Regions from separate parts of the Homo sapiens genome. Here region 2 is linked to region 1. The links are chromatin loops, found by intact Hi-C in ENCODE. Cell type or tissue: CD4-positive, alpha-beta T cell. All regions are shown on one strand.

The links. A loop is a pair of places that touch in the nucleus more often than their neighbours do. Peaks named below come from ENCODE experiments on the same cell type or tissue, not always from the same donor. Only the 100,000 strongest peaks of a DNase experiment are listed, where the experiment ranks them.
Region 2: it touches region 1 in a loop (2.1-fold over the local background); 2 of 110 quality-filtered maps call a loop at or near these places.

What each region holds. Positions count from the first base shown.
Region 1 is chr2:181,278,641-181,283,640 of GRCh38, forward strand. The region is part of intron 3 of LINC01934 (long intergenic non-protein coding RNA 1934); the gene reads left to right. Among named protein-coding and RNA genes, the nearest start is that of MIR4437, 25 kb to the right of the region's middle. In CD4-positive, alpha-beta T cell, no CTCF peak of the experiment used is centred here; a DNase peak (open chromatin) is centred at 2,751; H3K27ac peaks cover 1,085 bases.
Region 2 is chr2:181,141,598-181,146,597 of GRCh38, forward strand. All of the region lies in intron 1 of LINC01934 (long intergenic non-protein coding RNA 1934), which reads left to right. Among named protein-coding and RNA genes, the nearest start is that of LINC01934, 20 kb to the left of the region's middle. In CD4-positive, alpha-beta T cell, no CTCF peak of the experiment used is centred here; DNase peaks (open chromatin) are centred at 1,164 and 2,384; H3K4me3 peaks cover 1,245 bases; H3K27ac peaks cover 3,139 bases.

The sequences.
Region 1 (5,000 bases):
TGTTTATGCAAATAAAAGATTTATTTTAACATTGAACCATAAACAAAATAAATAAGACATTTCTGATATATGAAAAATATCACAGTGGGAGTGAGAAATTATGTACAAAAAGCAAAATGAAATTGCAGAATGCTGTAAGTAGAAGGGGCTTTGGGGAGCATTTAGAGATTAAATGATCCAATCCAACCCTTTTAATTTCCAGGTTAAGAAATTGAAGGTTAGGGGAGATTAGGCAGCTTTCTAAAAATTAGTTTACATTTGAGCTAGGCCTCGGTCTTGTAATTCCAAATACAAGCCAAATAGCAAAATCTTGCCTTAAAAAGTAAATCGGGGAAATTAAAATCTTTCTCTATGTTCTCTTTCCTAGTTAGAAATTATTGTTCACCCAACAATTCATCAATATGACATCACTTAAGGATGTAAGAGAGAGAAAATAGTTGAATCTTCTTTGTCTGTATGATTAAATTATTTTATTCATAGTAACTTTGTTTCTACCATAAAGTGCTGCATAGTATATGCTTTTTAATAAAATTAATTGAAACTTGTATTGTTAAGGATGCTCATAACATTTATTAAATAATTAATGATACCCTTGACTTTTACCAAACCAGAATTGGAGATTCAAGAGTGAAGAGAATGGTACAAGCCTTAGTTTCCATCACATTTGGCACTGAATATCAAGGGCAGAGATCACATATAATTTATTGTACATGTATAAAATATTGGGGAGGCCAGCAAGAACAGAAGAAAAGCAAAGAGAGATTTAAAGATTTCAGAAAGAAAGAATCATAATTCACTGTTTAAAACTTCCATGGGCCTGAAATATCGTTCTATGATGAGCCTTGTCAAAGGGTAACATGAAAAAGTTTTAAGGTTCAGAGTGAACGATACATAAACTTATAAGAGAAAATAGTTGCATCCATATGACAGGGAGAAAAGGCAGGAGTTATTTTAACATGGAATCATATGCAATTGTTTGTATATTGCCGTTTTTTCCCCCTTGAGACATTCTGGCTGCCTTACCCTTGGTCAAGTCTCTTGACTCATTTGTAAAGTTAAATTTCATCCAGGGAAAGCCTTTCATGTCTCTTTATATCACATTCTACTTTCATTTGGTTTATTTAATGATTTATTAAATACATTAAGCATAGCACAATTTCCTATGAGAGTTGAAACATATGACTAAAATTATTTTAAAATTATGTTTATGTTGTGATTTATAAAATTGCAAATTGTCAAAGACATAAGGGATAACGGTAAAATAGCACACAGTTGCTTGAAGCCTACACATTACTCCAAGACCTCGCTTGAAAGCTGGTAATTCCCTTGAAATAGCCCATAGGGGAAGCATATGCAAGGCAACTGACAGCATGTGGTTTGAATAGATGTGCCTATATAGTGAAGGACCAGACTCGGAGAAGGTATTAATGAAGAATATGAATACAGGAGCAATTTCTTAACTTGGTACAGAGACTGACCCCATTTTTATCCAATTTTTATAATCTGTATTATTTAAGGGAGAAAAAATTTTACTCAGGGCTGAACACTCAATACTTTAAGTGTGCTCTAATGGATGTATCATGTAGAGAGCAAGGCAATTGCTTACCTCTTTTATTATTTGGTGGATTTATAAAGTGGCAAAAAATGGATTAGTAGCCATAGCAGCTTGTATTGATAGTGAACAAGTCACTTAACCTTTCTGTGTATCAATGTCTTAAAACAATTCAATCATTAATTCTACATACTGATTGTCAACTATATGCAAAGCATTTTGCGAATTCCTAGGATGAAGGAGTGGGAGTGAGTGATAGGAGATGAGGCTGGATGAGTAGTAGATACCAGATTTAAAATGGCCTTGTGTGACATAATAAGCAGTCAGGATTTATCCTTTATAGTCTTTTGGGTGTTATTAAAGGATTCTAAACAACGGAGTGGCAAAATTGGCACTGACTCTTAGAAATAACACCCTGGTGGTAATGTGAGGCATAGATCAAAAGAGGATAAACTTGGCCCGGTTAGGACAACGGTAATTAATCAGACCAGAAATTATGGTTGCCTGAACAAAAGCCATGTCAGTGGTGATGAGGAGAAAAGGACGGGTTTGAGAAATTGTTAGGAAGTTTGCTTGTAATTGATTAGATTTGGAGGCCAAGAAAGAAGCCTGCTTTGATAGTGATCTATATAATAATATTGATTTCTGACTTGTAAAATAAAGCATATACAGAACCTTGCATAACTTCAATTTGCTTTTATAACAATAAAAGTAATTGTTAAAGATTATTAACTTTGTCTATCAAGTGATGCATGTAAATGAATAAAGTACATTTTTGGATTGTGTATGTAATACAGACAAGCTTAAACACTGTTTTTTGTTGTTTCACTTTTGCTAATAAATAAGTTGAGAAAGCTGGTCTAATTTGACAGTCTTTATATTTAAAGGATAGCTTTCACTTCCCTATGGGAATGAGAAACAGCACTTATAGAAAATTCCATACAAAGCTTTGAGGTCTAACATGCCACGATTTGATAGACTAGGGCATCTGAATATTTAGTTCCTGACTCCAGAGAGCAAATGTTAGAAGATAGAATTGATGAATATTTGACTTAAACTAATTCCTTGAATATCTAGCCATGTATTTTATACCATCTATAACTGTGGTTTCTCAGCACTTAGAAATATGAGCGCTGAATAAAAATGTAGAAAACCACCTGTCTACATGGCAGTCTTCCAAGAATCTACAATCTAAATTATGCTTACCACTAGCAGGAAATGTAGGCAGCCACCTTCTACTTGTCATTCTCAGATCCATTTTTCAAAGGAAGACTATTGCAAGGAAACTACCTTTATGTTAAGACTGATATAATAGAGTACACTTCTTGTACATGGGGGCTTAGAATTAGGTGCTAGGATTTGAGGGAAATCAAGTGAGGCAGACACACAAAACATAACTTCTAACATATCTTTCAGGCATTTGATTTTGGAATCTAATGCAGTATGAGTTTGCTAGTGACCAAGGAAGCCAATAGTGAAGCAGAGTAGTATTAAGTTTCAGTCTCTAAGTTAAGTAACACAAGAATAGTTTCTTTATGTTTAATTGATAAGTTTTTGGTTGTTTTTGTTAAGTTAAAAACTTTTTGATAATTTTCTGCCTTATAACTGTGTATAAGCCCCTGAATTGTTATGGTGTGCGGTACAAAGATAGAAGGAATGGCCTCTGTATTAGGCTGTTCTTGCATTGCTATAAAGAAATACCTGAGACTGGCAATTTATAAGAAAAGAGGTTTAATTGGTTCATGGTTCTGCAGACTGTACAGGAAGCATACCACCAGCATCTGTTTGGCTTCTGGGGAGGCCTCAGAGAAATTTTACTCATGGTAGAAGGTAAAGTGGGAACAGATATGTCACATAATGAAAGCAGGAGCAAGAGTTGGGTGGAGCAGTGCCATATTTTATAACAACTAGATCTCATGAGAACTCACTCACTATCATGAGGACAGAATCAAGCCATGAAGGATCTGCCCCCATGACCCAAACCCATCCCACCAGGCCCCACCTCCAGCACTGGGTATTACATCTTAACATGAAATTTGGATGGGACATCCAAACTATTAGATTGGTGCAAAAGTATTTTGCTTAACCTAATATATCAGCCTGTAATCAACAGAGTGAGTATTAAGCTCTATTTGTGAGATACAAATATCACTAAAAATGGAAAATAAAGATTGACACATAACAATGGTTCATGATTTCAAATCAGTATACTGTTAAAATTTCTATTAGATAATTTTTTTACTAATTTCTGTTAGAGAAATTAGTAAATTGTATGTTTGTTATTTATAACATTCCACAGTGGTTAAATATATAAGATTAAATTCGGACCTAAGACCTAGCTTCAAAACTTGAGTCTGACATTTACTAGTGGTGACACTGTGAATCAGTTATTTAACCTCTTGAACTTTAATGACTTCATTTTTAATGGAGAAATAGTCCTAGCAATTGAGCTCAAAGTAATTCTCATTAATAGTTGCTGGATATTATTAGTACTGACAGTAGTAGAAGTAGGAAATCCTTTTTTTGTCCCACAAAATAATTGAGGTGAATTATTTTTAAAACTTAAAAAAAATGATAGTAGAAAATAATCAGGATATTTTTCTTAGTATATAAGAGTTAAAAAAAGAAAAGACTAGAGTCAATATGTGTGAATTTATGTATATCTGTGTGAGTCAATATGAGAGAGAGGTATCTTTGTATATTTGAGCTTTCAAATTTAAGCTTCAAATTTGGCTTTAAGATTCATGGCAGCCAATTTAAAAGAAGAATATATTCAGTCATATCATTTCTCAGTATCTATATGGGAAAAGTATGCCAATTATTCAGATAAAGCAACATTTTTCTTAACAATAATTTCTTAATGGGATTTCTTACAAGAGGATTTACAGAGAGCATATTACAATAAATACACATTATGGTTTCAACACTCGATTGCTGAAGCAAAAATATTAATGTATTGTTTTCTGTTTGATCTTTTGGAAAAGCCCATCTTACCACCAGTGGACAATTCAGTGATGCAAACTCCATGAAGGATAAAGTTCATGCAGTTCAACTATGTAGGTTTTTGTTAGTCCAGTTCTTTGATCCAAGGAAGAATTTAGAGCAACTTGAAAGATGGTTGGAATATGCAATTATGTTATTTAACACAACAGTTTAATTGGCTTTCTGATGACAGCTGGTGGAAGAAACTGTGAGCCCATCATCTGAGGTGAGGGTAGATTCATGCACTTTAGGAGCAAAGGAGCAACTGGGATGATTGGGATCCTAAGGGGACCAACAAAAATCCTCACTGGACTACTCAATATAAAATACTTCTAATAATCATGGATAAGAAGAATTATTTACATAGGGGAGGACTAGCCTTTTAAAAAGTTTCAAAATAGCAAAATATTGTTTTCTGAATTTGTTTCTAATATAAAGTCTGTTTTATTAAATTGAATGTGTACAT
Region 2 (5,000 bases), 140 kb before region 1:
CACTTTCTCTTTCTTGAATTCCAGCAACAACCTCCCAGCTTGTTTCTCCATAGGTACTCTGACGCCCTCTAAATTGTTGTTTGCATGAACAATTCATATTTGATTATATTAACCCCTTCTTCTCTTCTATATACCTATGCTTAAAATTCTTTAATGGTGTTCCTTTGTCCTTAGGAAAAGAAGACAAACTCTTCAATATGGCTTACAAGGCTTGGCTTCCTTTTCCAGCCTCATCTCATTCACTCCATGCTTTCCCTTTTCTGAGCTCCAGTCTCACTTTCCCTTTTTCATGCCCTGAAAGCCCCATGCTCCCTGTTACCCACACGTAGCTCCTTGTACTTTAAACATGATTGTTCGTAGCTTTCACTCTGTTAGTTTCATGGTTTCTTCAAATACTAACTAAGTTATCACTTCCACAGAGAAGCTTTCCCTCTCCAACATAATTTGTTTTTTTCCCACAGAATTATATTCCCATAGCACTGGCTTTTTCTCCTTTATATCACTTAATATAGATGAAAATTTACATTTATTTTGTGTAATTACTTTAATATTTATCTTTCTTATTACACAAAGGCAGGGATTATGTTTTTCAGTTTTTGTTTGTTTGATTTTGCTTAACTTTGTATCCCACCACCTAAAATAATGCCTGCAATGTGGTAGCAGCTCTATAAACACCTTTTTTTCTTCAGATAAATGAAAAAAAATGAAATCATATGGCAAGAATTTGAAATAAATCTTTACTAAGTCTACTGTGATTATTTAAGACTAGAAATTATGGCCATTAAGCTACCTAATTGTATTAGAGTTTTCTTGGATCAGATGATTTTGGCAAACAAATTGAACTTGAAAGAGGGGATTGCTGTAATTTCATCTGAATGGACTCTACATGGAAAGTGTCTTGACACATGAAAGAAGACGAATCTGGGATGGATGCTAACCTTTTTGGTCTTCACAAATAGAGATTGGGAGTTGATCAGCATGTCCAAAATGCCAATGTGAGGAAATATGTAGTCATACTGTAACAACATTTATTGAGTTATTACTCTGTGTTAGACATGCTAAGTTCTAAACCTGTGTAACTCATTTATATTCTCAGCAGTCTTCTGAGATGTTCGTAGTATTGTCATCTACATTTCATAGAAGAAGAAACTGAAACAGGTTAGGTAACTTACTCGTGGTCACAGAGGTAATTGGTGGATTTGAGGATTCACAGGATTCTAAAATCGAGTTGCTGCACTGCCTTCTTTAAAAAATTAACATTTTTGAGTTTTGTCTAGGAAGTGGGAGTAGGAAATGAACAATTTGTTTTGTCATAAGTAGAAGTATGAGAGGAACACTTATCTTTAAGAATAAGTGCAGACTTTTTGCTCTCCTCAAAATATCATCTTCATTATAATTCCAAAAATATAATGAAAGAAAAATTAAAATGATAACCTATCTTATTCTTACAATTAACTTAAGATTTTTTTGAGTTATTTCCATCTATATACTGGAATCTTAATACTGACCTTGGCATTAAAGTCCAGGTAGTATTAATAATATGAATGTTACATTTGTGTTATTATTCTACAGTTTATTAAGTGCTTTTACTTATATAGTGGATTTAATTCTTCTGAATACTTCATAATTATATCCATTTTAATAATATGAAGGTGAGTGTTAGAGCTCTCAAGCATACAGTAGACGGCTAAGTTAGGGCTAGCCTATAGATTCTCTGACTTTGGTCCAGCACGAAGGCTTTTCTATGACAAAGCCCTTTAAATGCATGAAACTTATAGAGCCATCTTCTTCTGGAATACATATCTGCATATAAAGGGTCTGAGCACTACTCAGCATATGCTGAAATATTTTGTTGCAATGTGTTTTGAGTTCTGCTGTGAAATTTTAGTAAAATTGATTAAACAGTTTTTCCTATGGAAAAGAGAAAAATGAAATCATTTTAAAAAGAGAATCACCATTCAAGATACACACACATATACATATTTTCTTCATATATACTTTATACATAAGCATTAGTATTTATTTTACAAGACTGCAAAAGAATTATGATTAACATTTTCTTCAGAGCTCATTAGAATCATGATTTCTAGTAAACAATAAACTGACCTTAATGTTGCTATTTTCTTATTGTTAGCTGCTGGGAATAACAACAAATACAAAACATTTAAATATATGGTAAAACAATTAAAATGGCATTTTTGTGATATGTCATATTAAGGCACAAAGGGCAGAGTTTTTAATGTAATAATTATGGCCTTTATTTTCCTGAAAGTTTGTTTTCTTCAAGTTTTCTTTTTAATCTTGCTCTGTTTACATCAAAGCTTTAAAACTATCTTCAGTGTAACCTTAGCACAGGAAATGAATGACAGCAGGGTAGCTGGTCTGACCTCAAGACCTCCATATTTTTACTTTGAGGGCCTCAGCGCTCACATGTACTGAAACTCTACCAGCATATAGCAAAGTGCAGTGAAAATAAAATCAGAAAAGACTTCCTCAAGGTTGTTTTTTTTTTTTTCATAGCCCAAATAATAGTATCATGTGCATTTCCCATCAGGTTTGGTTTAGAATTTTCCATACTGTGTTTATATTGATACGTTGCCACAGTGCCTCCTACTGTGGTAGGAAGTTGGGAAATCTATGGTTGTATAAAAGTATGATAAAGAAATGAATTCAATTTTATTTTTAATTAGAACATCCCTAGATATAAACTGATAAGGTCAGCCAGGAGTTGTATCAGAATTTGCAGTTGGTTATCTAAAATCAAAATCGCAGGAGGCAATGTTCCTATGTTCTAAGTTGAAAGCTGAAATGTTGCAATGTTTATGTTTTTTAGCAAAATACAGTAAGTAGTTCCTTTTTAACAGTTTTGACCTTTTCAAAGAAATTAAAGGCCAGAAAACCTCACATGTTGTTGTAGTCCTCCATCGGTGAAGCAGAAAATGTTATCAAGTATTGTATGTCTTGTTTCTGGTGTGGTCTTTGCAACACAATTGTGAAAAGCCTTTGCTACTTGGGAAAAGAGAAAAAACCCTGACGCTGAACACGTGACAGATAATAGCAGTGAACATGAGCTCAGAGACCTGGGAGGGAGTCCTAGTCCTGCTACTTACTAGTCTTAGGACAGGCTCTTCGCTGCTAAGTGACAGAAAGTATAGCTCGCAATTCCAGCCCTACTGTGTTCGAAATTGGTGGGTTCTTGGTCTCGCTGACTTCAAAAATGAAGCCATAGACCCTTGTGGTGAGTGTTACAGTTCCTAAAGATGGTGTGTCCAGCGTTTGTTCCTTCAGATGTTCAGATGTGTCCGGAGTTTCTTCCTTTTGTTGGGCTCATAGTCTCACTGGCTTCAGGAGTGAAGCTGCAGACCTTTGCGGTGAGTGTTACAGCTCCTAAAGGTGGCGCATCTGGAGTTGTTTGTTCCCTCCGGTGGGGTTTGTTGTCTCACTGGCCTCAGGAGTGAAGCTGCAAACTTTCGCCGTGAGTGTGACAGTGACAGTTCACAAAGCACCCAGAGTTGTTCCTTCTTCCCATTCCCAGTTGTCTGTCCCTCCCTGTGGGTTCGTGGTCTTGCTGGCTTCAGTAGTAAAGCTGCAGACTTTCACAGTGAGTGTTACAGCTCATAAAAGCAGCACAAACCTAAAAAGTGAGCAACAGCAAGAGTTATTATGAAAAGCAAAAGAACAAAGCTTCCACAAAGTGGAAGAAGACCCAAGCAGGTTGCCGGAGAGGGTTTGGGTGGCCTGCTTTTATTCCCTTATCTGGCCCCACCCACATCCTACTGATTGGTCCACTTTACAGAGAGCTGATTGGTCCGTTTTACAGAGTGCTGATTGGTCCGTTTTGACAGAGCGCTGATTGGTGCATTTACAATCCTTTAGCTAGACACAAAAGTTCTCCAAGTCCCCTACCCGATTAGTTAGACACAGAGCGCTGACTGGTGCGTTTACAAACCTTTAGCTAGACGCAGAGTGTTGATTGGTGCATTTACAATCCTTTAGCTAGACAGAAAAGTTCTCCAAGCCCCCACCTGACCCAAAAGCCCAGCCGGCTTCATCTCTCAATGGCACTACCCACGGGACTTTGGGGTACATAGCCAGGGCACTCTGGCAGCCCAGAGGGAGCTCCTCCCACGATCAAGCGCAGCAGGCGCCCGCAGGCCGAGCTGAGTGCAGGGGCTGCGGAGCCCGCGCCCACCCCAAACCCGCACCTGCCTGCGAGCGCCTTGCGCAGCCCCGGCTGCCACGGGCGCCTCTTCCTCCACACCTCCCTACGAGCAGAGGGAGCCGGCTCCGGCCTTGGCCAGCCCCAGAGAGGGGCCCCCACAGCGCAGTGGTGGGCTAAAGGGCTCCTCCAGTGTGGCCAGAGTGGACACCCAGGCCGAGGAGGCATGGAGAGCAAGCGAGGGCTGCTAGCAAGTTGTCATCTCTTACTACCTACCATTGCTGTAGTGCAGCCACAGCATCTTATGTATGGTGGATTTGTGAAGCTTTACACTACTGTTACATGGTTTCTCAATCATATTTATCGTTTATACAAGAGCTCACAAATTAACAATTCTTTTACCTTGTTTCCAAATACCAGCATAGTCACAAAATGAATGACTCAGGAAGTGTAGATCTAGAAGAACCAGATAATTGCACATAAGTTTGGTGAGATCAGCATGGTTGTTATGTTGTGGGTGTACTTTGTTAGCTGTCTTTATTTTTATTCTCAGCCCTTTGTAGTGCTTTAAATGGCAGAGGTTTTGAGAATGGGTGTCCCAATGACGTTACTGAGGGCTGAGGTTAAGCATTACATAGAATGGTGGTACTTAGTTGTTGGCCATGACTGGTTTCCTCACCATCTGTGTGAAAAACTGTCAAAAGTACGTATTATTATGCTGATCACCAGGCATGGATACCCAAGTTTCCTGTGGTGGCCTGACTCTGCCATGTTGCTATAATTATAACATAAAATATGGCATGTTTTCCTATTACTCTTGAGTTAGAAAACATACAAGCCA